4 separate regions of the Mus musculus genome follow, and all the other regions are linked to region 3. The links are chromatin loops, found by intact Hi-C in ENCODE. Cell type or tissue: left cerebral cortex. All regions are shown on one strand.

Evidence for each region. Peaks named below come from ENCODE experiments on the same cell type or tissue, not always from the same donor. Only the 100,000 strongest peaks of a DNase experiment are listed, where the experiment ranks them.
Region 1: a loop joins it to region 3, with 2.3 times the contacts of the local background. A loop is called at or near these places in 11 of 42 quality-filtered maps.
Region 2: a loop joins it to region 3, with 2.4 times the contacts of the local background. A loop is called at or near these places in 11 of 42 quality-filtered maps.
Region 4: it touches region 3 in a loop (3-fold over the local background); 3 of 42 quality-filtered maps call a loop at or near these places.

Annotation. Positions count from the first base shown.
Region 1 is chr11:8,531,841-8,539,840 of GRCm38, reverse strand. It overlaps Tns3 (tensin 3), which reads left to right. Exons shown (of 31, transcript NM_001083587.1): 10 at 1,755-1,838; 11 at 7,332-7,444. Among named protein-coding and RNA genes, the nearest start is that of Tns3, 130 kb to the left of the region's middle. In left cerebral cortex, a CTCF peak has its summit at 4,777 (motif pointing left); DNase peaks (open chromatin) are centred at 4,754 and 7,496.
Region 2 is chr11:8,541,646-8,549,645 of GRCm38, reverse strand. Tns3 (tensin 3) reads left to right here. Exons shown (of 31, transcript NM_001083587.1): 6 at 543-714; 7 at 2,325-2,375; 8 at 4,295-4,417. The coding sequence starts at 565. Among named protein-coding and RNA genes, the nearest start is that of Tns3, 120 kb to the left of the region's middle. In left cerebral cortex, a CTCF peak has its summit at 3,657; no DNase peak of the experiment used is centred here.
Region 3 is chr11:8,660,640-8,668,639 of GRCm38, reverse strand. Tns3 (tensin 3) reads left to right here and starts at 4,105. Exons shown (of 31, transcript NM_001083587.1): 1 at 4,105-4,161. In left cerebral cortex, a CTCF peak has its summit at 4,024; DNase peaks (open chromatin) are centred at 4,075, 4,555 and 5,397; H3K4me3 peaks cover 1,630 bases; H3K27ac peaks cover 637 bases.
Region 4 is chr11:8,951,698-8,959,697 of GRCm38, reverse strand. Pkd1l1 reads left to right here. Exons shown (of 52, transcript XM_017314870.1): 8 at 715-847; 9 at 5,630-5,836. Among named protein-coding and RNA genes, the nearest start is that of Pkd1l1, 19 kb to the left of the region's middle. In left cerebral cortex, CTCF peaks have their summits at 2,463 (motif pointing right) and 3,788 (motif pointing right); DNase peaks (open chromatin) are centred at 954, 1,446, 2,514 and 3,773; H3K27ac peaks cover 459 bases.

The sequences.
Region 1 (8,000 bases), 130 kb after region 3:
TCTCCCTGTGTTGGTACACCACAAGCAAATGTCAGGAAGCATTCGTGAGTCTCTCTGGGCCTCAGCTGCCTGTCCTTCCCTGGACGGTGGCAGCTGTAGCTGAGCCTTCTTGTGCTGTGACCATTCTGCATGTCTCTAGCCCTAGAGCATTTCCTATAGCATCATACTGGGGTCTGAGCTAATATTGCTGTTTAGTAGAGGTCAGAGTGTTCTTTTCCAGTTAAGTGGGTGGACATCCCATCTTGGAAGCACCCCCCTGTATGGCTCTGCAATCCGTGGGCGTGGTCATTACTTATCTAGGCATTTGCTAGATCTTCCTAGCCAGGTTGCTTTCCCTTTTCTTTCGCACCCAGAAGTGCTGCTTTCCCACGTGTCTGAATCTTCCTATCCCCTTAGGTTATATTTTAGACACCACAGGGGACACACCTGATTTTAAGTGTCACAAATGACAAGTAACCCAAACAGAAACTGCAGGTTACAGAGAGAGAGAGAGAGAGAGAGAGAGAAAGAGAGAGAGAGAGAGAGAGAGAGAGAGAACACATTTTTGTTCTAGGCACTCTGAAGAGTTTAGAAGACGAAGCCAGAACTCATTACGAGAGCACTAAGCATCCTGTGACCCATGAGCATTAACACTGGCTAGGTTGCTTCCCCAGCAGTTACTCAAATGATGGGATCACAGAAAAGACAGTGCCTAGCAGTCAAAGACTAGATATGAAACTGTGTCTTCTAACCTGAAAGACCTATGCACTTACTCTTTGACACGTTCTGGGCTCAGATGGACCCTCCTCCGTCTGTGACAGCCTCACTGGCCAAGCCCTGTGTTGAGACAAACACATGGGGTGAAGTCAGTGGTCACTCACACTGGACTTAATTTAGAGTGTTTTCCTTTGTCCTTCTTATTTTTGCATATATTTTGAAAATGTTATGTTCAGAATTCCTAAACATGTCATTTTTTTTTCCCAATGGAGAACTTTTCTACCTATCTGATTTGTTATTGTTTGTTTGTTTTTTGAGACAGGGTCTCACTGTGTAGACCCACCTGGCCTAGAACTCAGACCTTTGCCTGCCTCTGCCCTCCGAGTGCTTCGATTAAAGGCACGTACCACTGTGTCTGGCTGCCTATGAGATTTTAAAAGATACCTTTGTTTTCAGTAAGTCTTATTTCATGGTTTTAGGCAGCTCAGTGACCCTAGGATGCCCCACAGTGAGGTTTCCCAGAAGGGTCTGTAAATTCTACTCTGAACATTGGGGCTGGTGTCTGAAGGTCAGGTAGGCTGTTAGAAAGTAGATTGACTTTCTGTGAAGTTACATGAAGCCCAAGGCCCTACACACCCTTCCCAGCCACCAACCCTGCCCCGTTCTCAACTCCAGGCTTTCTTTGAAGCTGCTTAGCAGTGTCACATATTATACTTCCAAGACTTCCTTCCTTCTGTGCACATTCTAGGCTTTTTCCGAAGGGTCCTGCGGCTGGGGCCTGCAGCCCATTCCTCTCCCTGTGAGACAGTGGTACATCTAAGTATCACACCCTTAGATAATGTAGTTCAGACAGGAGTTCAGCATGGCTCCTGCTTTGAACTGAGTGCACTCATGCAGAAAGACGGTGCATGGACAGGTACAGCTCCTTGTGGAAGAAGGTCACTGACCGACGTAGGATGTGCACCCCAGTCATTCATCCATGAGGGGCTGGGCATACCACTGACCTGACATACTTACTTATTCTTCTCACCCCTCTCTCTCCCTCCCTGCTTCCCCAGTGCTGACCAGGCACTGGACAGGTTTGCAATGAAGAAGTTTTATGATGACAAAATTTCAGCTTTAATGGAGCCCTCCCAGAAGCGGTATGTATCTATCTATCCTTGGGGCCAGATGAATATTCTCTGACAACTTCTCTCTGCACAACCATTGTGTCTTACCTAAGAGTATGAGGGAGGGCTTTGCTGGTTCCCAAGGCAAGGATATGAGTCTCATAGGCCTACGTGTTTAGTAAAAGCCTCGTGTCTGGTAAGAACCTGTGTGCTCTCACCCGTGGCTCATTCCCAGAGAGGAAGACACAGAGCCACAGCTCAGTTCAGCCCTGAGAATCCTTGTCTCCTTCAGATAGTGAGCTTTGCTGTCTACAGCCAGCCATGTTGAACTCATTTCTGTCTGCTAGAACAGGGATCAGGGGGCTTGGTAGAGAGACTAGAGGGTGGATGTTTCAGACTGTGGTTTTAGCTCACCAGTGTTCTAACATCAATGTTAGAGACATATCTAGTATGGAAATGAATCAGCCTGATTGTGTTCTAGTTAAGCTTTATTGACAAGCGTGGGGTATCAGATCATCATAGGCTGACTTCTATTCTACAGTGTCAGCTTGTTGAAGCTGGAGAGAATTTCTCTTGGCTGTTCCCTGCCAGCCTGTTCTGGCTGCAACACATAGTAGCCCCTGAAATGTTGGAGTGTAGCAGTCAGAGAACAGGGCTTTCTCTTTTTGAGGCACTCACATAATTGCATTGTAGTTTTGTCTTAACTTCAGAATTTGTCCAAGAATTCTGAAGGCAGCTGTAAAATGGCCCCCAGCTTGGAGATAAGATTTTGTTTTAGCCCCAAACCTTTGTCTGTGAGTGTTGATCCTTTCCATCTGCTTTCTCTAATACAAATGCCGCTGGGCCAGCAGACACGATGATTCCAGTGGTCTGGGCTCACTCAGACAGTTTTCGGTTTGAAAGAATGTGGGCTACATTTTGGGACCGTGGGTTGGAGCCAGGGTATGGTCTGTTTTAGCAACAGGCCCTGACAGGGAAGCAGCTTTTCCAGACTTGAGTATATTATGGTGATTTATTCCACTCGAGCAGCCCCTGTTCGGTTATGAACCCATGAACTATTATTTTTCCACTGAGCAGTTTCCAAAATGGCAACATTCCTAAGACCTGCACAGAAGCTGAGGTGCAAACAAGATGCAACTCCCACAAATGCAAGGACTCAGCAGGCAGGTGTGGCCGCCAGGGCTCACTACTTATAGAAGGGATAGCTTCTAGTGATACTGGGAAGTGTGAAGGAGAAAGAGGGAAAACATCTCATTTTAAAGTGCTTCCAGCTCAGCAGGGTTCAAGTTTGCATTCCAGTTCACTGCTCTGCCCTTGAGATTAGGGCTGCCTTCTTTCTGCCTCTTTTCTTGCCAGCTTGCCTGGTGCCTGCATTAGAAGACACAAACCAAATAATTATTGAGTGGTCTAGCAACTGGGATAAATAAACCTCAGGAAACATGGGAGAGACCAGGAGAAGGTGACGATTGCATTCATGGGCTGTGCATCCCACTGTTTTCTGAATGCCTGTGGGCAGGGCTGCTGTTCTGCAGGTTATGTTAGGACCAAAGTGCAGAAATTATTTCAAAGTAAAGATCACAGTTAAGTCTATTGAGGATGAGGGAGAAATTTAGGACTTGTGGCTGTCTCAACATTTTAAGCAACCATGGAAAAAGAAGGCATCACCAGGACCTTCCAAAGAGGACTGGATCTAGAGCCTACCTATAACCTGCAGATGCTCAAGGCCCTTACATAAAATGGCCTGGAATTTGTGTAGAGCTGATGTGTATTCTTTTGTGTTGTGTACCCTGTGCGTTTTCAAATTTTTATTAGTGTATAAAATAATAGATTTCATTATAACATTTGATAGATGTGTATTATGCATTATTCTTATATTTATACCTCTTATCCTCTTCCCACTGGTCCTCTTTCTTCCCCCAGACAGTTGTGTGTGTGTACACATACGTGAAATCTAGGTTCACATATGAGAGAAGACATATTACCATGATGGTCTTCAGTTCATCCACTTTCCTTTCTTCTTTGCAGCTGACTGTCCATCCACTCTAAACCTTCTAGGTTCCATATAACACTGAACACAGCGTATACGGAATGCCTAGCTGTTACACTGAACACTGAGCGCCTAGCTGTTACACTGCCCCAGTTGTACTGCATAGGGAATCATTAGGGACACATGGGGTAGCAACCCCAGATAGAACCTGCACGTCTCAGGTAAAGATCGGGGTTCTTATCCTCCAGGACATAAGAATAAGGACAGTCCCCCAAACCACACCCTCTGCCGTGCAGTGGTCAAGATGTGTCTTGACAAGTGGTATTCTTGAGGGAAAGCAGGGTCAGCCTGTGCCCTGAAATCCTGGAGCTCCCTCCCCTTTCCCACTATTTTCTGAGCATATAATCTTCAGTCACGACTTGGGTGCAGCTTTCTGATCCCCCACCTCTCAGTACCACCCACTTACCTAGTTCTTTCCATCTTCAAGGTAGCTCAAACAATTAATGGAGGTCAGAGGTCAACCTTGGGTGTCATTCCTCAGGTGCCATCCACCTTGGTTATTTGGAGAAGGACCTCTCACTGACCTGCAGCCTAAGTATAGAGTCCCAGGGATCCCCCTGTCTCTGTCTCCCTATCTCAGGGACTACTCATGCATGAGGCCTGAACCCACAGAAAAGCCATTCATGGTAGCCTGAACCATGTCCATCTCTCAGGCCACAGGGCATATTCTCTAGTTGTATATAGTTCTAATCTCCTTTATCCTAAATGCCTCTAACCTGTGTGAGTGTGAGTGTGAGTGTGTGTGTGTGTGTGTGTGTGTGTGTGTGTGTGTGTGTGTGTGTGTGTGTGTGTGTGTGTGTTTGTGTGTGTATACCTGGTTGAAACCTTGGACTTAGAACCTGTGTAGACGTTCTTACTGTGGGTTCTCTTTGCGTGGGTCCACTGTGAGCTGAGCACCCCCTAGTGGGCGGCTGGGAAGATGACAGTCATTAAGAGTAAGTTTCAATGAGGAAGACTGAGACCTGGTCCTTGAGTGACTCTGTCACAGCTTCCTCATGAGCAAGCTTGTGTAGAAGCACACTTCTGCTGTTACTAGCTGTTGCTGTACAATGGAAGGCGTACTGCTTTTTCTTTTTGTTTTTATTTTATTTAGTTATTTATTTTTTAGGGAGGGTCTTGTGTAGCCTGAGATAATCTTAAACCTGTGATTTTTCTGCCTCTGTTTCTGTAGTGCTGGGATCACAGGTATGTTACCATGCCTGGGAGTGGGGACAGGGGACACCAAACCAAAAAACACTTGGGATAGCAATCCCAGAGAGTCAACCGACATCATGAAAGCCTCCCACCTGTAGTATTGTTAGGAGCTGGTGGCCTCTGGGCAGGGAGAAGTCTCAGATCCCTGAAGAGTGTCTCATAAAGAGAGTGGGAGTCAGTTGGGCGGTGGTGGTGCACAACTTTAATCCCAGCACTTGGGAGGCAGAGGCAGAGGCAGGCGGATTTCTGAGTTCGAGGCCAGCCTGGTCTACAGAGTGAGTTTCAGGACAGCCAGGGCTACACAGAGAAACCCTGTCTCAACCCCCCCCCCCAAAAAAAAAGAAAACCAAAACAAAACAGAGAGTGGGAGTCACAAATCTTCAGGTTGCAGAGCCACATAGGATTTGCCATGTCTGAGGAAATGTTGGATGTGCATCGGAGAAGGAAGTGACCATTACCAACACAGAGCCCTTGAACTTCCAAGTCCCTCTGTGTGAAGGTCTGTCTTATTTGAGGGAGTCATGGAAGAGCCACCCACAGCAGGTCTGGATTACCACAGAGTCCCTTCACAGGAAAGATAAGGACATACATTTCCTAGTGTCCAGGATTGCCCAGAGCTGGGAAGAGGGCAGAGCTATCTTAAGTAGGGTCTTCGGTATTCTACCCAGGCCTTGTGTGTAAGTCCATTACCTTTGCTCAAGGCCACCCACCCAAGGGGACTGATGAGCTCTGCTGTGTACAGAGCGCAGCTGACGGGTCACAAGCTGGTTCTCCCATCCTGCACTTCTCTATAGGAGGCTCGGAACCTTTGCAGTCAGAGTAAACTCCTGGGGCTGGACACCCATGGCCTGCTTACCTGAGTTTCTGGGGAAGGACACCAGGCTTCTGTCACTTGGGAAGTTTTGCCTTCATTGTAACAATGTAGCAATGTGCCACTGGAACTGTGGGATGCTGTCACCACCTGTCTGTCACTGTGGGTTTTCCCTACAGTGAAGGGAATGCTTGTGGATTATATTAAAGCTTTCCATAAGGGTGTTTCTAAGTTGGGAAAGCACTAAAAGTTTTCTGTTTGGTTTATTTTGCCTCCAACTCAGCTGTTTAACCATGATCTCGGTCTGCATTCCAGTGGGCATTTGAAGTGTTTTTGTTCTAAGGTAGAGCCCATGACTGACTGTGTTCATCCAGGGGCTTGGTGAATGTCACTTCCTGCTTCCTGCTCGCTGCATGGACCATTAGTTTGATAGCAGGTCATTTCTTCCTTCTTGCAATGAGTGTAGTACTTTGTTGGAGAAAGGCAAGAAAGCAGACAGATCCCAAGAGACATCTTGAAGGCTCTGGTGAGGATTGGGCCTTAGGGCATTGGCTACCTCAGGGCTTCCATGGGAGCAGGATACAGTTATGCCAGGGAGGGCAGAGGAAGGAATGCTGGAGGCCAGGGGACCATCAGGCCGTGGCAAGGGTACAGCTCATACTCCGGTCATTGCTTTATGAGGGACCTTTGATCATACACAGCGTAGAAACCTCACTCTTGACTGACATGTATGTGGAGGGCTGTGACAGTCAGCTTGGACAATTGAAGTCAGTGCCAGAGTCCATATGGCAAAATTCACATCTTCAGTATATATGAGTGGCCATGGGTGAACCTCAGCTGAGATGAGAGTGCTTTGGAGATGTGTGTGTGGTGTGTGGTGTGTGGTGTGTGGTTTGTGTGTGGTGTGTGTGTGTGTGTGTGTGTGTGTGTGTGTGTGTGTGAGAGCAGGAGGTTAGGGGCCATTGATACCAGCTGCTCGTCATGGCTCATGTGTGTGGAATGAGCAGCTGGCATGCCCCATGTCACTCTGTTTGCCATGCTGGCCTTGCTGGTGATGGGCTTGGGAACAGGTGAGGAGACCTCCAAGGTGTGAGCATCCATGTGTGAAAGAGATCCCAGCACTCAGGAGGCAGAGGCAGGCGGATTTCTGAGTTCGAGGCCAGCCTGGTCTACAAAGTGAGTTCCAGGACAGCCAGAGCTATACAGAGAAACCCTGTCTTCGAAAAACCAACCAACCAACCAACCAAACAAACAAAAAATGACGATGACGTCAGCAGTTCTCAGAGCTGTGGGCGGAGCCTCAGTGAAGCAGTGACTCCCCATGACAAGCATAGGATGATAATTAATTGTTCCTTGTATACAGTGGGACAAGGTGTCCCCAGGATCTCCAGATGCAGTTCCCATTCTGTACTGCCTGCCGCTAGACTCAGCAGCTGTGAATTGGCTGTGGAGTCTTAGCCGCTGTCTCCTGCAGGTACGTGCAGTTTCTCAGCGGGCTACTGTCTGGAGCCATGAAGATGAACACCTCACCTCTGTTCCTACACTTCGTCATCATGCATGGTGTCCCCAGCTTTGACACTGGAGGAGGTGAGAGACTTCCCCAGCCTAGACTAGAGAGAGCCCTCAACAAGCAGCCCTTTCCTCCTGGGATACCTAGGTTCTGTTGCTATGGTTACAGTGTGTCAGCAGAGCTCCAGCTTGGGGATTACAAAGAGCCTTGTAGCCAGTACATGAGCTCCTGCTAGGCCAGGGTCACCCTGAATCAGCAGCTCTGTAGAGGTTCAGCTGTGTGCTTCTTCTCAAGGTTTCCACAGCTTTGAGAGAATCCAGCGCAGTAGACCATCCCCTAACGCACCATCCTTCCTTCTTCCTCTGTGACATATTCCCTGACTCCCTGTTCCATGTAGGCACTCCCAGCATATGGCCAGAGACCTTGCCCCCTGTCCCCTGCAGGTGCTCACAGCTCGTGTCTGGGACAGAGCCTGTCTCTTGCTCCCTGGCTGCACCCATGCAGGTGTTCAATCATCAGTTGATTGTAGCTGTAGCTTCTAGTCCCCCTGATCACCAGGAGTAAGGTGAACTTACAGAACTACAGGTTGTCTTTAACTCCCTGCCCCCATGGCCTTCTGGTTGGAGGCCCAAC
Region 2 (8,000 bases), 120 kb after region 3:
CATTCCTGTGTCCTTGGCCATGGGTCAGAGTTCATCTCCAGAAAGGAGACTAGGATATTCTTTTATCTATCTTGTAGTAATCAGTGAGTTTTTGAAGGCATGCTTGGGGTTGGTTGGACCCATAGCCTGCTACATGCTAGGCAAGTGATATGCTCACCCCAGCCCACCCCTCAAATACTGATTTAAGAATTAATCATCAAAGTTAAAACATCTCATTTGTAATCATTTCTGAATTTACCCTTGACATCATAAGCCTGCATTGTGGAATGAAATCATCTGTAATTGACTTTTGGTAGATGGTGACTTTGTTAGACATCTGATTGATTGTATGACATCAGTAGTGAGGAATGGGTTGGCGTGCCCCAGGGAACAGCTAGCTGGCTGCTGGCAGGGCAGGGGACAGGCGAGGTGGCCTTCAGCTCAGTCTACATGCAGATCCTTTGGGTGGCTGCTGTTCCCAGCTTTCTCCGAAGCCCTCATTAGGTGAGTGTTCATCCTTTTTCTTGTTATCCTTTTCTTGACCTCCTCTTCCTCCCTTGCAGGACCGTGGTTCTGAGTCCAGCCATGGAGGACAGCCACGAACTGGACCTTACGTATGTCACCGAGCGTATCATCGCAGTGTCCTTCCCTGCCAGTTGTTCAGAGGAGTCCTACTTGCACAGCCTGCAGGAAGTCACACGCATGCTCAAGTGTAAGCATGGAGACAACTACCTGGTGAGTGGGGATGATAGCCACGGTGTGGTGGATGGGCTGGAGGCAGGAGTCCCTCAGAGGACTCGTGTGAGGGCCAGGGGTGTCCCTGTGCCTTGCTTGCTTACACCTGAGGAATGGTTTGGGGGCCTGGAATCTGACTCATGAGTCTAGGGGCCATGTCCTCTACCCTTCTATTGTTAGCTTTGCTGTTGTTGTGTCACGGGCTGTGACAGTTGACTGTAGGGGTGGCTGCTGCCTCTGTCCAGCACTGAACACAGCTCCTCATCAGTAAGACTGGCTTCTGGGAAAGTAAGGATTCCCAGTCAGAGTTCCTGGTGTCAGGAGGCAGCCATGTCTCCTCCTCTCGTGCATTAGAAAGACAAGCAGGCGGGTGTCCAAGAAACAAGGCAGTCCTCAGGGGCAAATGTAGGTAACGTGGTTTCCCAGCAGGTGTGTATCAGATAAAGGAGACCATATTTGAGCAGAAGTAGAAGAATCTCATGTTGCTCTCTCTGATTGGCCCTGCTCTCTTCTAGGGCTGCCAGCTCCAGAGAACTTTTCCTGCTGCTATAATCAACTCTCAGATTACATGACAGCTTCTAGCACCTTCTCTCATGCTGCCGCCTTATCTAGGGAGAGCTAATCTTACAAAGCCAACAAGGAGGTTATTGTCATCCTTAGAAGCTTTCTCCCATGGTTAGACCCATTGCTAAGCCGTGGCTTCCAGGATAGTCTCTGTATGGACTCCCTATGACCTCTAACAGTACTACTCCCTGAGGTCCAGCCTGGTTGTGGGCAGGGGTGTAGCATCCTAGCCCCCAGGATGGATGGCTACAGCTTTCATGAGACACCTCTGGAGCTGCCTCTGCCTCTAGCACAGCCTCTTCCAGACCAGGGCTCCTTCAGTGGGAAGCTGTCCCCAGAGAAGTCCCTTTCTTCCCACCCTTCCTAAAGAGACTGCCGAGGGCATCTCCAAACCCACAGGCCTTTTATGGAAGGCACTTAGACTGCTGGAGCTGGTCAGGATATGGTGGTGTTCTGTGCCCTGCAAGGAAAGGCAGCTGAGTGCTGATGATTCAAGCAGGGCAAGCACGGGGCTAACGCTGAGTAGGCCTGGGAGGTAGCTGGGGCCGAGTTAGGGAGGAACCATGTGTTCTTTGTAGGACTTGAGCCCACAGATAGCTGTGGTTTCTGAGTGGCAGGTCTTAAGCTCAGTTGACAAGAGACTGCTGCCTGCCCCCAGGATATTCCTCATGCTGAGCAGGACTAAGAAGAGCTACTGTATACACGTGGGTGTATAGACCCTGTATTTGAAAATGTTTGTAGCCATTGAGTTTTTCTTTTTTTTTAAAAGCAAAACAAACAAACCAAACAACAAAAAGGAGAAAGTTTTCCTTGCCCATTTTGGCTCAGGGTAACAAAAGAAAAACGCAGGATTCACAAGGTTTTCGTATTATCCATCCATCCATCCATCCATCCATCCATCCATCCATCCACAATATACTTTGTTTTTACCCTGTGACCACACACACATTTGTGCATTTCCATCCCTTTCGGTCCCCTTAAAATGCAGGTGTCTCCTTCCTCTTTGAGGACCATGATTTGTCTGAAATCTTTTTGTCTCTTTGTAGGTATTAAACCTTTCAGAGAAGAGATATGACCTTACAAAGCTTAATCCAAAGGTATGGAATTGACTTCCTCATATTTGAACTTTGTAAAGTGTCAGCGATGTGAGTTTTGCTTGTGCAAAAGAAGTTTCTTGTAGGCCTTTGTGGAACATAGCTCGATATCAAAAAGTACTCAGGATTGTTTATATCCTTTGCTTGCTTCTAGAATTAAAAGCAGTAGTTCCATAAAAGGTGAGTACACGTCTTACTTCATCCATGTCAGCAACTTATTAAACGCATACAGGTCCAGCATCCCCACTGAAAATCTAAAGTCCAAGTTACTCAAGCTAAAACTTGACCTGCAACAATGGCTCAGTGGTGAAGAGCATTTACGGCTCTTTGAGAGAACCTGAGTTCGATCCTCGGCACCTGTAGTAGCAGCAGCTCACTGCTACCTGAAATTCCTGCTCCAGGCTGGTCAGACGCCTCTGCTCTCTGCAGGCACTGTGCTCATGTGTACATATCGCCCCCAGTGTCACATACAAAATTGTATGTATCAGTGGAAAGAAAATTTCACACCCTGGAAACTTTGTCCTGTATACAATAAAACATTACTGAAAATATATAAAATTGACTTGAGGTGCTATGCATATGGTGCATATGAGACAAATAGATTTATTTTGTTTTCAGGAATGTATCCCAAGACACTTATGTGCAGATACTCTTGAAATTGAAACAACAGCAGCAATAATATCAACAACAGCAAAAAAAATCAAAACCTGTCTGGCCCTACTCGATTTGGAGAAGGGACACTCACTTATAAAACATCCGTGTCAGAAGAGTAGTGTCCGTGCAGTCCACAGACTTCATTCACAACTCACTCGCTTGCATACATGTGTGCCTTTGCTGAATCGTGTCTGTGTGTTTGCATCCATATTCTATAGGTTGAAATGCTTTGTAATCATTAGAATAGGCTGATACAGGCTGAACATCCCATAACCTGAGATGAAAATGCTGTAAAACTCAAAACTAATGTTATGTTCAAAAAGTTCAAATTTACTTAAATTTACAATTTGCTTCTTTTGGAATATAGATGCTAAGAAACTGGAAAAAACAAAAACAAAAACAAAAAACAAAAACCACAAACCTCTAAAATAGTTCTGGCCCCAGGCCTTTTGACTACAGAATTTACATGTGTCTTAGTTATGCTGTGTGCACAGGGAAGGAGGCCAGAGCTTCATGGAACTGAGGTGCTGCTTGCTTTCACTGTGGTCTCATCTATTGAACTCCTGTCTATTACTTTCATATATTAAAAAGCTCTGCCCACCCCATCAGGGAAAACCAGAAAGTGGAGAAGAAACAGCACCTCCATGTGGCCTGGAGGAGAAACAACATCCCCATGTGGCCCTCCCAGAGGTGTAGCCAGAGACTGCGCTGCTTGCTTGGGGCTTTGGCCCTTCTCAGTGATTTTCTAAATTCTTTTAACAAAATAGAGGCAAAAAACCTGAAGGTGCTCCTTAGTTTCTGGAGGGCTGGTTGTCCTTGATGTGTGGTCTGCATAGCATGGGAAACACTGAGTTCACTGTATTGCCAGACTCCTTTTTAGCTTGAGTGGGTAATACTTGACAGCATTGTGGGCCACAGACTCTGTTTAAAAAAAAAAAAAAAACAAAAACAAAACTAAAGATCTTGGGGTCCTAGATTCTTTTACAGTAAACTCTGAACTATTTTAACGCCTCTAAAAGGCTTCTATAGAATTGTCACCCAGCTGCAAAGGTGCAGACCAGCGCCTGGTTGAGGTGTGGTCTGCAGGCAACGTGGTAGCCTGCATTTTCGTTCCTATAAAGGAAACTAACTGGCCATGAGCTCATTAGCTTTCAGAAGAGGTCTACCCAGCATCCCCTGTGACTGAGGAGTGGATTATGTCACTATGAGATTACCACAGAAGGGCCCAGGAGGTGGAAATCAAGGCACCTCTCTTCTCTGTCTTGCAGATCATGGATGTGGGCTGGCCCGAGCTGCATGCACCTCCTCTTGACAAGATGTGCACTATATGTAAGGCTCAGGAGTCCTGGCTGAACAACGACCCCCAGCATGTGGTCGTCATCCACTGCAGGGTGAGTGTTCCTGCTCCCACAGCCTCTGGGTTCCCACTGGGCTTCCAGCGCTTACGGGGCCACGTGGATTAGATCAGGCTGCTCACAGGCACCAACTGATTTTCCTTGAAGCCACCGAGTTTACAGGATACCTGTCACCTGGTGTGACATGTTCCATGAAGGTATACCTTTTAGATTTCCTATTCATCCTTAAAAACTAAGAAGCTGACGAAGAAACTAAAAAGAACCCCCAATCCTCAGGTTGTCTTTAGAATTTATAGGTCTGAGGTTTCTGGTGTTTCTGGACTTTTTAAAGCTCCCTTCTATCCATTCGATTCTGTACTTGTTAATTTTGAGTATTAGTGAAGTTGAAATGAATTGTAATATGATTGAAAACACATGGATCACCAAAGATGAAAACACCACCTAGATATTTTACCCTCCCGCCTTCCGTAAGTGATTCTGGGCTCTCTTTGTCCAGTTTATGGGCTTCTGATGTTTTCCTTTCATTACTTACCATAGAGCACTCGTTGCTTTAAACTACTTTTGAAATACCCAGAAAATGTGCCTTGAGAGGTAAGCTTTTAATTTGAAATTGTGGTTGCTGGTGCCATCCAAGGTTCACCGTCATCACGGCAGCAGGGCTGGAATCTGCTTGCTTTGCACAATGAGTGCTCCCTTTTACAGATGCCCGGAATGACTAATAGCCAGACTTGTCTCCACTAGGGCAGAGGCAGGCTAGAGCTGGACTGCGGTAGCTGCTCTCCTGTGTTACAATGGTTGTAACTCAAGCCAGCTCCAACGTGAAAGAGGCTGTGCTTCCTGTGGGAGTGTTCTTCCACTTTTTACCCCTTTTGAGCCTTGGAACAGAACTGTGGAAATGCCAGAGGCTGTTTCCCACCCTGAGAGTGTATGGCTCAGAGTGGATCCCACCTACCATGTTTTCCTATAACCTGTGAGCTGGTTAGAAGGTGAAAATTCTTACGGAGTTCACACTTAGAGTCTGACAGTAGTGAGGCGTGCACACCCCTCTCCCTCCCTCACCCTCAGGTGTTCACATTCACTGCAGCATGGAGAACTTGTACCTGCACCATGCTGTGAAGCCTGCTTATATGCGGAGGCATAACATTGGGATACTTGGCTGGCCTTTTAAAATGAGTGTGGCAGAGTCCCTTGTCCTCAAATTTCTTGGAGAGCTTTAGGATTGCCTTCATTTCTTTACATGTTTGGTACAGTCTCCCTGATGGGAGATTTGGTAGTGACTGGATCCCCTTACCTTGTTGGGATTTTCTCTTGGGGCAGTTGTGAGTGTTGGGGGACTTCTGGCTGTCCACTTTGTGTGTCTGCAGCTGTCCGGAGGAGCCCTGCAGAGCTGTTGTGTTTTGTGCTGTTGACTGTGGTGGCTCCCTTTCATTTCTGAATTTTTGAGTCTTCTTTCCTTTTAATCTTAGCCAAAGGTTTGCTGATTTTATTTTACCTTAAAAGCAAGCAAGCAAGCAAGCAAGCAAGCAAGCAAGCAAGCAAGCAAACAAACAAACAAACAAAACAGTCAGTTTTGTTGACCATTTTATTTTCTGATTCTCTGTTTTATTCTGTTCTCTATTTTTTCTCTTATATTAACTTTGGGTCTAGTTTGGCCTTTTCCTAGTTACTTGAAGTATAAATTAAGATCTTCATTTGAGATATTTCCTTTCTTTCTAGATATGGATGCTTATTGCTATAAACCCTCTCTTAGTACTGCCTTTGTTAAATCTGATACATTTTAATGTGTGTTTTTCCATTGTAGTTGTCTCATGTTAATTTATTTTATGTGTATGGGTGTTTTACCTAAATGTATGTCTGTGAACCACATGCATGCCTGATGCTAGGGGAAACCAGAAAAAGACATCTAATATTCTGAAACCGAATTTTCAGATGATTGTGAGCCAGCATGTAGGTGCTGGGAATCGAACCCTGTTCCTCTGGAAGACCAATCAGTGCTCTTAACCACTGAGCCATCTCTCCAGCCCACGTCTCAATATATATATTTTTTTAAATATTTATTTATTTATTTAATGTAAGTACACGGTAGCTGCCCTCAGATACTCCAGAAGAGGGCATCAGATTTCGTTACGGATGGTTGCGAGCCACCATGTGGTTGCTGGGATTTGAACTCGGGACCTTCGGAAGAGCAGTCGGCGCTCTTAACCACTGAGCCATCTCGCCAGCCCCAATATATTTTTAAGTTTTCATTTCAAGTCCTTGTTTGACTGAATTGCTGTTCAGTAACATGTTGCTTAACTTCTACATATTTGAGAGTTTTACAAGTCCACCTCCCTACCACCCCACTCAGAATTATGCTTTCATAGGATGGTGGTCAGAAAAGATACTTGATAGGATCTCAGGCTTAACTCTGTTGGGACTTGCTTTGTGGTTTCTTGTGGCTGTTCCTTGTGACCTTGAAGCACGTTCTGTTGCTGTTGGTGGGGTGTTCTGTCCATGCGTGATAGGTTCACTTAGTCTGAGAGGTAGCTTGGGTCTGAGTTTTGTAGCTATTTCTTGTCTAGATGATCTGCTGTTGAAACAAGCTGTCAAAAGTCTTGACTGGCATCCCTCTGCCCACCTCTGCTTTACACCTGTAACTAGTGCCACAGAAATGACTGATAATACCAGCTATAAAGGCCAGCCTCTGTGGGCCTGGTTTTGGCTGAGCTGACGTTTCCTTATAAAGAGATGTCTGTTGTTAAGACAAATACCATTTAACACAAGAAATACATTAGTAGCTTTATACTTCGTAATGCTAAGAACCGGGACCGCACTGCCAAGAATCTGCCAAGTGTCTGCATTGCTCTCTCCCAGAATGCCCAGCTTCACACAGTTGATTTTATGAAAACATTGAGTTTGTTCATTTATTTGATTTTAGGAATAGAGCTGGGGGCTAGGGATAAGAGTTCAGTTGTAAAGTTCCCTCTTGTGTGCACAAGGTTTGACTCTAGTACGGACTCTTGGTGAGCTACAAAGCAGTGACCTGCCAGTTTGGCTTTGTATGGCTTGGGACCATGGTTTGGCTAACTTTTCTCAAAGAGGCTAGGTAGTATTTTAGCTCTGCCTGTCATGGGGACCTGCTGATGTCGCCCTGCCTGCTTCTGCAGTGTGGGTGGGGGCTGCTGGAACAGATCAGCCAGTCTCCAGGCAGACGATAAGATGATGATGGTTAAGTTTTGTGTGACTTTCACATCTCACAGACTAGTTCTGTTTTGATTTTTTTTTTTTTTGCAATGCTTAAAATATGTGATAATGTGTTTACAGATTGTAGGAAAAGAGTAGGTGGTCAGAATGGAACTGGCTTTGGGTTACCGTTTGCAGAGCCCTGTTAGTAGGTCACAACAGTGTGTTCTGAAGTTTCAGACCAGTACATGGTTCTCTGTGAGGCTGCACTGCCCCACAGAGCAGTAGAGGAAGCTCTACTATTGGTGATGTTGACTGTGAATATGGCTGTGTTTAGGAGGATTTCCATAGCACCAGCCTGGGATGTGGTTTCCATGTGTATAACCCCCCCCTCCCCCCACACACACACACATACAGTGAATAAAGTGTGAGGTTTGGCACCAGTGTAGGATACACC
Region 3 (8,000 bases):
AGCATAGTGCCCACATCATGCCTGTAGGGGGCTCTCTTCTCATGCAATGTCTCTTCCACAAAGTCTATTCAACAAAGGTATGGTTCTTAGCCTGTTGCTTCATAGATCTTTCCCCCAACTCTCCTTGTCTGATCCATAGCCTTGGGGAGACACGTTGTGGTCTCATGAGAGTATTAGAAGCAACTCTCTTAGAAAGGCCTTCCCAGCAGGCCAACCTACACTCATTGAATGGTTTGATTTTCACAAAATTAGATGGATTCTATTATTGGAAGTTGTCAAGCCAAAGTCTAATGAGCATCTGTTGGGAGTGCCATGGTGGAGGCTGAAGTCTCCTCCAGCAGGAAAAGTCTGAGATCTCAGATCCATTCAGCATGACTCACTATGACTCCATTCAGGCTCTGTTTTTACCTGTGGCTACCCAATCCAGCAACTAAGGAACTCTGGGCTGGCCCAGGGCAATACCTCCATGAAGGTATATTGAATCAACTCATTGTTCACCATACACAGAGAAGAGCACACCTCACTTATCGAGAAACCTGATTTGCTACACAGACCCCAAGCGTGCATCTATCACTTAGTATCCATGTTGTCCCATTAATTTGTACTTAGGGAATATGGTACCACATCAAGACTTTCTGGGAAACAGAACCAAAAGAATTTATATATAAGGCAGGATTTATTACAGAGATCAACTAGTGTTAGATTCTAGAGGCTGAGAAGCCCCTACCGTCTGTTGTGTACAAACCGCAGAGCCAGGAAAGCTGTGGTGTTATCCAGCCTTAGTTTGAAGCCCTGAGAGCCAGAAGCAATCTGTTCAAGGGCAGGACAGCATGAAATTAAGAGCTCAAGAAGAGAGAACATTTGTTCCTCTGTTTTTTTCCTCCCCAGGCCTCAAGGATGGAAGATGCTTTCCAACATTGGAGAAGACCATCTTTACTCCCTGGGCTGATTCAAAGGCCAATATGCATTTCGAACACCTTTGAAAATTTCCCAAAACAGTCGGGCATGGTGGCACACACCTTTAATCTCAGCACCCAGGAGGCAGAGGCAGGCGAATTTCTGAGTTCGAAACCAGCCTGGTCTACAAAGTGAGTTCCAGGACAGCAAGGGCTACACAGAGAAACCCTGTCTCAAAAAACCCCAAACAAAAAAGAAAAAAAATGTCCCCAAACAACGTTTGGTCAGCAGTCTGCACATCCCTCCCCCTTTTCAGGTCGACACATACAACTGATGATAGATTTGTAGGAAACTCTAGACACAGTGTAGGCAAGGGCTGGGCCAGCCTGTAGTGCTCCACCAACAGGTGGGAGGCAGAGACAAGAGAACGATGAGAACAGCATGGGCTGCATAGCAAGGACCTGTTTAAAAAAATAATCTAAATAAATAAGCTAAAGTGAGATGAGCCTGTGGGGGGGGGGGTGCAGTGTGAAGCCTGTGCTGTCAAAATGTGATCTGCTCCTTTGTGGGGCAGAAGGAAAAGAAGAAGGCTCATAGTGAGCAGTCTCTGAAGGCAAAACCTTGTAGTGTGCTCACACTCAAACCCGGGCTGCCTCACAGCACTGCAGGCTATGCAGCCACCTCTCATGTGTTTCCTGTTGCTGTTCAATAGGTCTGGAAACATTACTTTTCAGTGAAAGGGAACGCAAAATTTCTTTTCAGTGAAAGGGGGCGCATTAAGTCATCCATCTAGAGATACAAATGTATCCTATCAGTCTTTTGTCAAGGTAAAGACAGTCCCCATAGCAAGGACAAAATTACTAAGAAGATCTAGACTCCAGTTGGGAAGAGTCAAGGAGGCCCCAGAGGGGTTGGGGTTGGGGGCTGAGAAAGGAAGGTACAGCACCAGACCCACCAGCGCTCTCTCCTGCTGGGGGAACCCGCAGGGAGGGGCCAGTTCAGCAGACTTTTCTTTAGCTAAATTGGTTTGACACTTTTGTTTTAAACTCTGAGACATTTTTGGAGGGCTAAGCCTGGGGGGGGGACCCCACATGATCTCCTTTTGGGGGGCTGATAATTGCTCATGCCTTGTTTTTGTTTTAAGTTTTTGGAAATATAAAGTCATGGCATGTGAAGTGAGGAGGCCCCATGGTGCTCAGCTCTGCATAAGCCAGGCCCAGGTCAATCATCCAAAGTTTTCTTTGTTCATCCTGTAGACAAGATGCAGGGACCATGGAGCAGCCAGACATGGGGTGCTCAAAGATACTATGGTCCAGTTTCTCTTTTCAGTTTATTTTTGAACACTAGCATTGAACGTAAGGACGGACATTACGTGCACTGGCCCCCACTTCACTGTTCTAGAAACAAGGATCTAATTAGAGAATCTATCCCACACTGGAACTATCCCCGCAGGGAGGGCAGGGACAGGGGTCTGGGACCATTTAGTTTGGGTAGGGAAAACAGAGTAGGGAGATCTTAGCAGAGGCTCCTGGTACAGAGATGCAGAATCCCAGCCTTGCCTGGGGTCTTCCTTATTCTGAGCTATCAAGTACTTTCCCACATTAGCTCTTAAGGAGGGTGATTGGAACACCTTGTGGAAATTCTTGCAGTCCCTCGGGCAGCTGGGACCAAGCAAGGCAACCCAGTGACTGGAGGGCTGGAGTGAGTAGGCTGTTGGTAAACATCTGAGAGAACAGCACGGAATCTGGATAGTCTTGGATCCTCACCTTACAGTGCTCTGATCCCCACCACTTGGTTTACCTATGTCAAGTTAAGATTTTGGGGGTGTTTTCTTACCAGGTCAAAGGCAAAGGAACAGTTCCTGCCTTGTCCCCCTTTCTAGCAGAATGACTGTGACCTCCTCCCTATCCCCTCTAAAGGCTCCTTTACAAGCATCCTGTTCCTCACCCATGACCCGTGGGACTCCCAGAGGCTAGGGAAATGCTTGTTTCATTCCTTAGGGCCTGGGGCTCAGGGCCTGGGGAAGCTTTTGCCTCAGGCAACATCTCCTTCTCCCAATGTCTCCATTTCTCAGAGATAGGCATAGCCTTCCCAAACCTGGGGGAGAGGAAACAGGGTGTGGCCCGGCCTCTAGCCTGGCCTAGGATCCAGGGCCTCACCTCAGTGTTTGTGAAGGCTGCGCTGTAAACAGATCCACCAGATATTACTTTCCTAGCTCAGCTTCTCCACCATTCCTGGCAAGCCTGGCTTTTTCTTGAAGGCACAATATGGCAAGAATTGAACAGGTTTTGGTAACCTCAGACAGTGGCTGCACCGAGCAGATAGATACAATTTCTACCCTCTTTTAAAGCTACCTGGAGTGTTTTCCCGGAGTGGAATCAGAGATATTAAGGGCTGCTGGTGTCCACTAGAAACTGATGGAAATTCCATCTCATTTATGCAGACGTGTTTGAAAGACCATGCAATGGCATGCCATCATTCCCTGGAGATCGCAATGAGAAAATGGACACAGAGGCCCAGCTATCCGAATCTTGGGGATCTCTTAAGAAATCTTGCTCTGTCCTCATCTGAGAAAGGCTGTTCAGGAGATCTTCTTTCTCCTGTGTTCCTGCCAGCCTCAACCGTATTCTCTCCTGCTAGGTTCACTTTAAGAAGTCAAGGGACTTCTACCCAGCACCATCATCTCCTCCTGCCTGGTGAATTCTGGATGTTGAAGGGGCTGTTGGAGCATCCTGGGCTGTCTTAGAGACTGCTGCTTGATACACGTAGAGCCCCACGGGATAATAAGTCACTGGAGGGTATTGTAGGACTTCCTCCTGGCAGAAACAGCACTTAGACACACTGGATGAAACAATAAACTGGTTTTGCAGGAATGGGACTCGAACCTCCCTCCCCAGGTGCACTTACGTAGACATGGAACTGTTGAGCCTATAGAATACTGGGGCCCCCGAGGTATTTAGGGAGGCCAGCGAAGTGGGAGGGTATTTTAAAGAGCTCATCCCTTGGGTCAGGAACCCGAGGGGGTGAGTGCGGGGGGCGGGTGTCCAGCACCTGGAAACGCAGGACATTGTTAGGAAGATGAGACCAGGTGACCGGCAGGGCTCCGGTGCGCGGGCGGTCCGTAGCGATTGCCGGAGCCGCCTCGAGGGGGCCCTGCCGCGGGCGCGGGCGGCCAGCCAGGAGGACGGGCCCGCCCGCGAGCAGCTCGGAGCCCAGCTTCGCTTCGGCCATCGCCCCGCCGGACCGCGCTGCGGGTTCGCCCAGGTACCAGGGTCGGGAGCAGGGCAGGGGCAGCCACACGCCGCCACACTCTTTGTTTGGGGCCCCCGCTCAGGTTCCAGAGCCTGGGCGTTCGGGGTCTTGGAACTGGGTTGCAGCCGAGCAGACACCAAACCTGGGCGCGGAGACAGTTGAGGGTGTAGGGACAAGGCGCGGGGGCACCCGGGAAGGGCGCTTGGGATCCAGGACTGAGGACGACCAGGGGGTCTGCGGCGATCGGGAGTCTGGGGCTCAGCCAGGTCCTCGGGCCGACGCGGGCCGGAGCTCCGGGGCCGGCAGGGTCCTGGTCGCGGCGCCCGGCGCCTAGCTAGGAGGGCGGGGGCGGAACCACACTATCGCCGCCCCGGCCCTGCGGACTTTGCTCCCTGAGACAGTTAGGGAAGAGAAGACGGAGGAGCCGCTTGGGGCTGCAATGAGACTTCTCAGGACTTTACTCCCGCCTTTTCCAGGCAAGTGAGCTGTGTGCCTCTTTTCCTTTCCTTTCGGTTGCTTGGGAGCCAGGGGTCTCATCCCGCCTTTTCCCACTATTCGGAGGAGTACGAGTGCAGGCACAGGCCTGGGGGCCACCTGTGGCACGTGTCTCCTGGCACGCGGGCACTGTAGCTGACAAGTAGGAGGGAGGGTCCTGGGCCCCGGGGTTTCTGTGTAGTTCTGTGTTCTGCCCCTGGGGACGTTTGCTTGGATCGATTTGAGAGTCTATGCCGCAAAAAGAGACCCCGAACCCCTTCCTTCCCCAACTGGCATTCTGGCCGGTGCCAGCAGGTGATCCCGACTCTCTAGCGTGACTGAACACAAAAAGTTCCCTCCAGGGCTTGGGGCCAGCAGACCGCACTATCTAGGGTGACCACAACTGATTGGAACGCCCTCGGCTTTGTCACAGCCCACTCCAAATTTTGTTTCTTGAGTTGTGCCTTCTGCTCCACTGTATAGAGCTTCAAAACGACACCCCAAACCAAGAATACAGGAGCTACTATAGTAATAATGTGTACCCCATCAGAGCTAACCCTTTTGACATATTGATGTATTTCCTTGAGGCTTTGGTCTGTTCATATGAATACTTTTTAAAAGTGCTTTTAGTTTTTTGCCTGTTAAAAGAGATTTTTGACTGTCTTTGTGATTTTGTTGCTTCCCTCTTTGGGGCCTATGAGGTTATATTTGCAAATCAATCAACAAGTATTAAGAAAGGCTTTTCTGTGCTGAGGACCAGGAAGGGGGCGGGGATGGCTGCAGCTGGAAGCTGTAGGAGGCTAGGCCAGGACTTGGAGTGTGTGTGTGTGTGTGTGTGTGTGCGTGTGTGTGTTTATGTGAGGGAAGGGGGGCACAGACAAGGGGGTGCATTTGCTGGGTCCTGGAGAACTAACTGGGGCAATTGGTAAGAAGCCAGACCTCCGATAAAGTCATGGTGACTGCCCCCCCCCCCCCCAAAGAATGACAGAGGGCAATAAGGACCTCTGGCTGAGTGGTACTAAACTCTTTGCCTGTTGTTTATTTCATCTCACCCAATGATTCTTGGAAGAAAGAGGGAAGTGGGATTATCACACCCATTTTGCATATGGGCAAAGAAATGCCAAGTATCCTGTTTATGAAGCTGAAATGTGGAGGAGTAGCTGGAATTCTGGGACACAATGTCTGAGTTCTATGGCCTGGCTCCTGCAGGCTGGCTGCTGCTGCTGCTTCCCTGGCAATTGGCTTTGAATGCTTGTCCAGACAGCAGCAGTTCTTCCACTGAGGGTAGCTCCTCTGCCGAGGCTGCTAAAGCTATCCGCAGCAGCAGATGCGAAACCTAACCACTAAGAAGATAGAAAAAAAAAAGTAGTTGCTTCAGGGAACATCATATGCCTAAATGCAAATCGATTAGCTTTTACAAAGTGTCTCTCTGGCCTGCTGTGTTTTGAAACTGAGCTACTTGCAAATGTTGACTTCATAGTTCACAAGATCAAATATGTTACTATGCTATAGAAGGTTCCAGGGGAGCTGGTATACTCGTGGTATAGCCAAGGCCTGACAAGGAGTCAGCTAGACAAGAAGGTGGAGTGGAAGATATCAAAGGAAGAGGGTATTTGAGTCTGTCTGGCAGTCACAGCTTCTGTCTGCCCAGGATACAAGGAGCAATTTTACAGACGAGGAAAATTACCAACAAATTTCCAAAGTCTGGGAGCTAGTGGTGTATCTGCATGCAGTCTGCCCCTGGAGCCACATTATGTTGCTTAGGGTCAGCCTGCTGTTAGCAATGGATATGTTCAGGGGAAGCCTGTTCTGACTCTGTGTTTGAACTTGGATGTGGGGAACACTGGGGTACTGCTAGCAAAAGTTCTTTAGTTTTTTCTTTCTGAAAGTAAAACACTTTTATGAGACCATGCCACCTACCAGGTAGTCCGAGGCATTGGATCTAGGCAAAAGGTCGTTAAGAGGTGCACTAACCTGGCCCCTTCTTGTAGGACCCAGAAGCAGGGGAGAACAGGTTGCATCTTCATTTCACCTGGAAAGAAACCTGCCAGCAGTGACCTAATGACACAGAGCAAGCCTCATCTACTCAGAGCCCCTGCCACCATTTCTGCTAAAATAAGTGGATCAGGCTGGCTGCTTCAGTAGGTATTGGTTAAGTGTTAGCCACCCTGTGCTTCTCAGAGAGTAGAGCGTGTTCACAGCCAGAGCACAATTACCCCTAATACTCACGGTGAAGCCTATGTATCCTCAGTGGACTCTCCACATGGAAATGGCATTTAAACTCCTTAGCGTAGGTGAGAAGGAGTATGTACTGCATTTCAAAACCCCCGAGGATTGGCTGTATCTTTTGGTGGAGCACTTGTGTAGCATGTGAGAACTCGGATTCAATAACCAGGACTTCAGAAGGAAACAAACAAAGTAAGTCTCAAAACTCATGCATCCATTCTCTTACATTGAGACCAAATTTGGGCGCCAGGCAGTGGTAGTGCACACCTTTAATCCCAGCACTTGGGAGGCAGAGGCAGGTCAATTCTGAGTTTGAGGCCAGTCTGGTCTACAGAGTGAGTTCCAGGACAGCCAGGGCTATACAGAGAAACCCTGTCTTGAAAAAAAAAGGGGGGGATCCCATTCTGTCATATCTGCACCCCTCCTCCACCATTTTCTGTACACTCACAGTTTGCTGAGTGCAGCTTAGGGGCAGGGACATTCATTTCCTTGATGCCTGTTACTCGTAAAAGTAGAAGACGCAGATTCCCCAAGCTTCTGGGAACTTTGTTTTGAATTCTGCATCAAGAGTGTTTTGAGCATGTCTGTTGTTGTGGTAAGGAACATGGTCCTGCACACAGAGTCCCTGGGGAGGTCCTCAGTGTCTGTGTGGCAGGTCTTCCTGTGGCACAAACTGTTGTGTGGCACAGTGCATTCTCAGAGAGTGTCTAGGCACTTACTTTGTTTTTACAGCTCATGTGACTTTGAACTTTTGGTGAATCCTGCTGCCTCAGCCTCCCGAGTGCTGTAATTACAGACATGACCTGCTGTGCCTGGTTCTGGTTTTTATTTTTTACCCGTCCCAGTGTAGCTGTGTTTAGGGTTCCTCATGTGGCAGCACAGATGACCAGTGTCGATTGCTTCTGCCACAGGGGGGAACCAGGGAAGGATGGGTAATCCACGATCAGGGCCATCTTGTTTAAGAAATAGAAGACAACACAAATCAGGGGCCTCCAGAATTTTCCAGGGGAAAAATTTATTTTCTTAATATTTTATATTTGGTTGTTTGTTTATTCTGTATGAAGTGTGTCTATGTCCGTATGCCTGTATGCATGCGTGTACGTATCCATGTATTTTCTGACCTGTGTGTGAAGGCTAGAGGAGAAGTTGCT
Region 4 (8,000 bases), 290 kb before region 3:
TCTAGGCAGCTAAGAGGAAGGTCTCTCAAAGCCCATCCACAGAGTGACACACTTACTCCAACAAGGCCACATCTACTCCAACAGTCACACTTCCAAATAGTGCCACTTCCTGGGTCAAGCATAGCCAAACCACCACGGCTATGGTATCACTAAGAAATACAAAACATTCTGCCTTATTTTAATCCCAGGAACCCTTGTCATGTCATATGCAATACTTCATTGACTGTGGCATCATTGTCCAGAACCTAGCTAGATTAGAAAGATAAGTTGTATCTGATTGCCTTTGTCCAAAATCATTGTCTCAGAAGGTTTTCTTTAATGCAAAAGCACACGTGCAAATGATACTCAAGGTTGGGAGTATGGGGACGTCCGAGAAGCAGGCCAGTTGTTCTTAGCGGAGTCTCTGGCTAGGGAGGATCCTAGGTCTTAAGTGGATCAAGTCCTTCCAATGAGTGTCCAGTTTTCATAGCTGCCAGAGATAAGCATGGTCAAGGCCAAGCCTCAGACTAGCATGGCGCTGCTGCAGAGGAATATTCTTGAATAAGTGTGCAGAAGAGTGTTAGTTACTGTTCTGTCGCTGTTATAGAATACCACAAGCAAAAGCAACTTCAGGAACAGTACACTTGGGTGAGGGGTCCTGAGGCTATAAAGAGGGATTGAGAACCGATGTACAACAACCTCAATCTCTTTATTCTCTGCTTTCTACCCTTCCAGGGAGGGAGAGTTTACAGTTGAAGTCCTTGCCTTCAATAATGTCAGCTCCACTACCCTAAGAAAGCAGCTTTTCATCGTGCGGGAGCCTTGCCAACCACCCCCAGTGAAGAACATGGGGCCTGCGAAGGTGCAGGTAGGGCTGGGCTTAAGGACTCATCATCCTGCCTACCTCGCTCTAGGCTGCTTCCAAGTTGCTGAGCTCGCTGGGGAATGAAGGAAGCTTGTTAAGTTTGTTCTGCTGCGCTCAGCACAAAAGAGTCACTGTGAGGGCTTTGGAGCTGGTTCCTGAGCAGGGAAAGCCTGCACCGGGACGGAAGCCTGGTTTCTGGTGGCTGAATACGTCTTTTATTTGCCTATATGACTCTTGACGCTCAGCTCAGCTTGCTTTGAGTAGCCTTTTTTTTTTTTTTTTTTTTTTTTTGGTTATGCATAGAATGATAGCATTTTCAGTAAAAAGAAAAATTTGACACCACAATTAAAAGAAATGACCAATTATATGCTGAGTATTAACGACAGAGTAGGAAAAAGAAGGCTGCCTTTGATTTCTTGCAGTCCTTTGAGGACTTTGATTTCAGACAGTTTTACTTTCAGGTCAAAGGTGTCCAGTCCAGCCTGACACTTGGGAAGGCGAACTCAAAGCTGAGCGTTTGCCAGAATGCTATCTCTAATGGATCAGCTGCCAGCCCTGGGTACTTCAGGTCCCAGCAGCCCCAGAGGGCAGTAGATTTCAAAGCGGGTATGGGATTGCCCTGGGCAGGCCTTCCAAGTGTCCATGTCCCCTGAGGCAAGAGCTCTGCAGCTCTAGAGGCCAGCATTCCATGGTGTCAGGCTCTTCTGTGCTCTCTGTGTGAGGGATGGACCAAAACTCAAGGGATTCAGGGAAAGGCTACAGCTTGCAGGGCTCTGACTGGAAGTCTCACTCTGATGGAAAGATGATGTTGTTCCTTTGTTTGATTTTGTTTTGCTTTAAAGAATATTTTCTTAATGTTGTTATCTTATTTAATTTATTTTTATTTTATTTTATTTTTAAGTATTTTTATTGGATATTTTATTTATTTACATTTCAAATGTTATCCCCTTTCCCGGTTTCCCCCCATTTCTATGAGGGGGCTCCCCCACACACCCACTCCTGCCTCCCCACCCTGGCATTCTCCTACAACGGGGTATCAAGACTTCACAGGACCAGGGGCCCCTCCTCCCATTGATGCCCAACAAGGCCACCCTCTGCTACATATCCATCGTCTATTTTATTTTATTTTATTTTATTTTATTTTATTTTATTTTATTTTATTTGAGGTTTGGTATCACAATGTAGCCCAGATTGTCTTTAAATTCAATGTACTACCCAAGCTATCCCAGAACTCTCAGTTTTCCTGCCTTGGCCTCTTGCACAGTGGAACTACAGACTCCTATTCCTGCACCTGTATCTATTGTTTGCTTTAATTTATACTTACTTTCAATGGACACACAGAGGCAAACACAGTATAAATAATAAGAGAACTTAATTTTTAATCTGTAAAACACTTTCATTTGAGCTTTTCTGTAAGAGAAGGAAAACAATATTGATGACTCCATTTGTATTTTATATTTTCCGTGTTTTCTAAGAGTATAAAAATGGAATTGTGTGAAATCCAGACAGCAAGAGATAAGTGTATTTATTTTATTTTTTATTGACTTAAAAATGGATTTACCTTTATTTTAAAATCACGTGTGTGTGGATATGAGTGCATGAGTGCAGGTGCTTGCCCAGACCAGCAGAGGGCGCCATGTGCCTTGGCGCTGGAGTTGCAGAAGGCTGTGAGCCTCCCAACATGGGTCCTGGAAAGAAGACTTAGTCTCCAGCCCCCACTTCCCTGCCCCTGCAAGAGGAGGAAACACTGTCATCCACCTAGTCCTTTCTCCAGCGCCCTGCTATGGTTTTTTATGTGTGGAGTTGTTATGCGCCTTTTTAATATATATGTCTTTCACAACATTTGAGTAATTGTTATAGCATGACCACTGGCTTTTTGACTACATGATTTTTAACAGTGGCATATATTGGATTATGTGTACAAATTCTACACCATTTCTCAAGTTCCTCACAACCGAACTTTGATTGTTCCTAATTTTCTATTACGACAAATAGCATGTGGCAATCTGTGACTATCTCTTTAGCCTGCAGTGCTCTATGCATACCTCTTTCTCCGTATCCTTGGCGTCTCCATGTCACCGAGCTGAGTGACAGAATGTCTTTCCTGGAAACTTCACTTTTGCTTGCCAAGTTCTACTGTGCACCCATTCAGAGCCAACTCCCACCCCAGTGGAAATTGTATGGCTTAATTCATATTATCATTTATATATATGAAGTCTGAAATCTGAGAATATTACAAATTTCCATTTACTGTGTTAGTCCAGTGGCTTTGTTGCAAGTCCTATAATGAAATCATGTTCAGAGTAGAACAATGAAAAGAACTGACAATCGTTTAAATGGTACCACCTACAGAATACAAAAGGTAAGTTTCCCAGCTATAAGGCTATAAATTCTTTCTCCTGTTTTTCTAACTTTTCCAGTCTTTATATCATCTGTGTTTTCTTTATAAGAAACTATATTTCAACTAAAATTTAAGACTAAATGTCCCAGTCAGTAGGTGGGAGGAAGGCAACTAATACCTTCCTTTACCTTTAAATACATTTAATTAAATTTTCTGATATATTTTAACCATATTGTTTCCCTCCCTCCCGTCCTTCCAGATTCTCCCCACCTCCCTACCCACCCAATTTTGTGTTCCTTCTCCCCCAAAACAAAAATAAGAAAAACAGCAAAACTCAGAACAGATAAACCAAAAACAGAAAAGAATTATAAGACAAAATATTAAAACAAAAGACACACCCACAAAAATATAGAGTCTGTTTTGTATTGGCCAAGTACTCCTGAGTCTCGGGATTTCCCTGGAGTGTCATGCTTTAAGGGGAACAACAGAGGGGAGGAGGACAGAAGGCTAGGGAAGCTAACACTAAGGGTGCTAGAAACTTAAAATCCCATTTTTCAGTTTTCTCATTCTAATTAAACAGAACATCCTCCAGGGGGAGCCCTTGCTCCTAGCATCAGCCCCAGAACTGGAGGGGTCCCTGGCTGGACAGCCTCCCTCCTAAGGTTGGCATGCCCTGAATGCTTTTCCATATTCAGGGACAAATAACAGTCAGGCCAGGTATGCTGAGGGAAGGATGATAGCTACTGTCCCAGAGGATGGGGCATAAAGTGCTTGGGAAGAGCAACACAGCTGTGAGGTCCATAATAAATATACAAACAAATAACAATTAAAAGACATTGTAATGTAATCAAATCTGGTAACTTTTCCTTTGACATTTTTAATTAGCCTCATTCTTGAAAGAAAAAGTAAGTATTTACATTTACATACTCATAGCAGGCAAAAAAATATATATGTATATACATATATACATATGTGTGTATATACATATGCATATATATACATATGTGTGTATATATACATATATACATGTGTGTATACATATATACACATGTGTGTATACATATATACACATGTGTATGTATATACATATATACACATGTGTATGTGTATACACATATATGTATATATATGTGTGTGTGTATATATGTGTATATATGTGTGTATATATATGTGTGTATATATATGTGTATATATATATATATGTATGTATATATATATATGTGTGTGTGTGTGTGTGTGTGTATGTATATACTGTTTACTTTTGCATGTAAACTAAATGTACTGGTTACTGGTGCTATCTAAAGTCCAGCCCCAAGTCTCAACCAGCAGTTATACAAATAATGGCCAGAGATTTACACTCCCTTTTTTTTATTACATATTTTCTTTATTTACATTTCAAATGTTATTCCCTTTCCTGGTTTCCCCTCCAAAAATCCTCTCCCCCTTCCCCCTGTACCCCAACCTACCCATTCCTGCTTCCTGGCCCTGGCATTCCCCTATACTAGGGCATAGAGCCTTCACAAGGGCCTCTTCTCCCATTGATAATCAACTAGGCCATCCTCTGCTACATATGCAGCTAGAGCCATAAGTCCCACCATGTGTTTTCTTTGGTTGGTGGTTTAGTCCCTGGGAACTCTGGGGGTACTGGTTAGTTCATATTGTTGTTCCTCCTATGGGTTGCAAACCCCTTCAGCTCCTTCGGTACTTTCTTTAGCTCCTTCACTGGGGACCCTGTGCTCTGTCCAATGGATGGCTGTGAACATCCACTTCTGTATTTGTCAGGCACTGGCAGAACCTCTCAGGAGACAGCTATATCAGGCTCCTGTCAGCAAGCTCTTGTTGGTATCCACAACAGTGTCTGGGTTTGGTGACTGTATATGGGATGGATCCCTAGGTGGGGCAGTCTCTGAATGGTCATTCATTCAGTCTGTGCTCGACACTTTGTCTCTGTATTCCATGGGTATTTTGTTCCCCCTTCTAAGAAGGATCAAAGTATCCACATTTTGGTCTTCCTTCATGTGGTTTTCAAATTGTATCTTGGGTATTCCGAGCTTCTGGGCTAATACCCACTTATCAGTGAGTGCATATCATGTGTGTTCTTTTGTGATTGGGTTACCTCACTCAGGTTGATATCCTCCAGATCCATCCATTTACCTAAGAATGTCATAAATTCATTGTTTTTAATAGCTGAGTACTCCACTGTGTAAATGTACCACATTTTCTGTATCCATTCCTCTGTTGAGGGACATCTGAGTTCTTTCTAACTCCTGGCCTTTATAAATAAGGCTGCTATACACATAGTGGAGCATGTGTCCTTATTACATGTTGGAGCATCTTCTGGGTATTTACTGGGGTAAATGATGGCCAGCCATTTACACTTCTAACCGCTTGCTGTACCATCAGGGTTGGCATTCAGTGACATGACCCGTCTTGTCAATTCCCAGATATGGAGGTCTCAGCCCCTGAGACTAGGAGTGACATTTGAAGCTGCCATCCTCTGTAACATTTCCCAAGGGCTTTCCTACACCTGGAGCTTTGTGAGTGCTGAGATGACCACTGTTACCCTCCCTACTGCTGTCAACACCCGCAGACAGACCATCATGCTCCCAAGCTACACACTGGAATGTGGGAACTACACCGCCATCGCCAAGGTCAGCTCACACACTGTTCCACGAGCCCTGACAAGCCAACCAATCCTCTCCACAAGCTCTAGAGAAAACCTCTTTTAGCCAATGCAAGGGAATTGCTGCTGCTGCTGTTATTGTTGTTATTGTTTAAGGTATGGGTAGAATTTTTAAAAAAATCTTTCATTTAGCTGGAAAAGTAGCTCACTGAGGAAGAGCATTCATCGCACAAGGGTGACAATGTATACAATGTGTATGTGTAACCCTAGTACTTGCGGGGAGAGGTAGAGACAGGGGAATGAATCACTACGTAGGCTGGTGCACATGTGTGCACATGTGCAAACACACACACATACATACACACACACACACACACACACACACACAATCTTTTAATTTTCCAGAGAATATATGTTCTAATTTTGTTCAAGTAATCAACAAAAAACTATTTCTGTCTTTTTTAAAAATATTTATTTATTTATTTATTATATATAATTACACTGTAGCTGTCTTCAGACACTCCAGAAGAGGGCATCAGATTTCGTTACGGATGGTTATGAGCCACCATGTGGTTGCTGGGATTTGAACTCAGGACCTTTGGAAGAGCAGTCGGTGCTCTTAACCGCTGAGCCATCTCACCAGCCCTATTTCTGTCTTTTTAAAGACTGTGCGCCTACTTTGAACTAACCCTGTGCTGGTAGAGGAATAGAAGAAGAGTATTGATGCTGCATTTAGGGAAGAAAAGGGAGGATGTCCACCAGAGGCCATGAGAGACGGACCCACTGTGACCCTCAGCCAGTACTGTGCTTGGGGCTGGAAAAATGTTCTAGATCACGTGGGAAAAGGGAAGTCACTGCGTTGAGTGACTTCATGAAGGAGGGTCCTGAACAGTTTGCTCACATGTGTAGAAACTGTGGCTGCAGGTTAGCCGTGTGTAGTGACTGGAACCAGGAAGATGGCCCTGGGTCAGACTGTAGTGAAGTCAGAAGACCAGGATGAGGAAACGGTCCTTAGGACCCAAACCTCTACAGGGGAGTGGGTGTTCTCACTATGTGGGGTAACTGGTTCCACCGAGGTTTAGTCCTAGCCCAGGCTGCAGGAAGCCCATCAGAAGGGTCCCAAATACCCAAACTGTCCCTCAAAGAAATGAGGCTACCGGGCCCTGGTGGGGAACATGAACAGAGGCTGTTCACTGTTCTCTGCTGGTCTCAGTAAGAACCAGACACTTGTCCATGGAGGACAGAAGGCTGTGGGGTGTGCTTTGAGGGCCACTGTCTTAGTCACAGGTAGGAAAATCCTATTTCTAAGATGTTTCTCTTTGGAAAGATTGACTGAAAAGTAGCAGATTTTATTTTCATGGGAGCAGAGTCCTAGGGTAGTAGCATTAGGTCACCCTGATCCTGTCATAGTCTAGAGCAGTGGTTCTCAACCTGTGATTGCAACTCCTTTGTTGGGGGGGGGGGGTGTGTCAAACTACCCTTTTACAGAGGTTGCCTAAGACCATCAGAAAACACACATTTACATTATGATTCAGTAGCAGAACGGCCGTTATGAAGTAGCAACAAAAGTAATTTTACTGTTCGGAGTCACCACAACATGAGGTGCTTAAGGATTGCAGTATTAGGAAGGTTGAGAGCCACTGGTCTAGGGGACACTCCCGGGTCACGGTGGAAACTGGCTTTTATCAGCCAGCCCTCATGTCTTGGTGCCCTGGTGGAAGCATGAGAAGGTGGAGAGTGTCCCTCGATGGGCCTGTTCGTCCTCCCAGACAAGCCTCATGCTGATGCTAACTTGGCTTTGCAGATGGCTGAATATTGATGTCACTTTTAGATGTCACTGTTAGGTTAGACTCTTCATTACTAGCAGGTCAAAAGGAAAGGAGTTGACAGTGAATCTGAGAGCTTCCCCCTCTTTACCCTTCAGGAAACTCTGGGTCTAGGATTATAGCCAAAGGGATGGGGTGAAATCCTGAAAGGATAAGCCCAGTCCTGCATAAACTGGCTGGAAGGTCGGTGGTCACAGCTAGGGCCACATATCTATCCTGTATCACTGTCTTTTGGCACATTTGCTCATTAGCTGTATCTAACTCTTCTAGCATGGACCCTGCCTGTGTCTAGGCTTTGGGGACCTCTGATGAAGTGGTTTTTTCTGACCCCTCTCATTGGCATGTTACATTTGAGAATTAGACCTC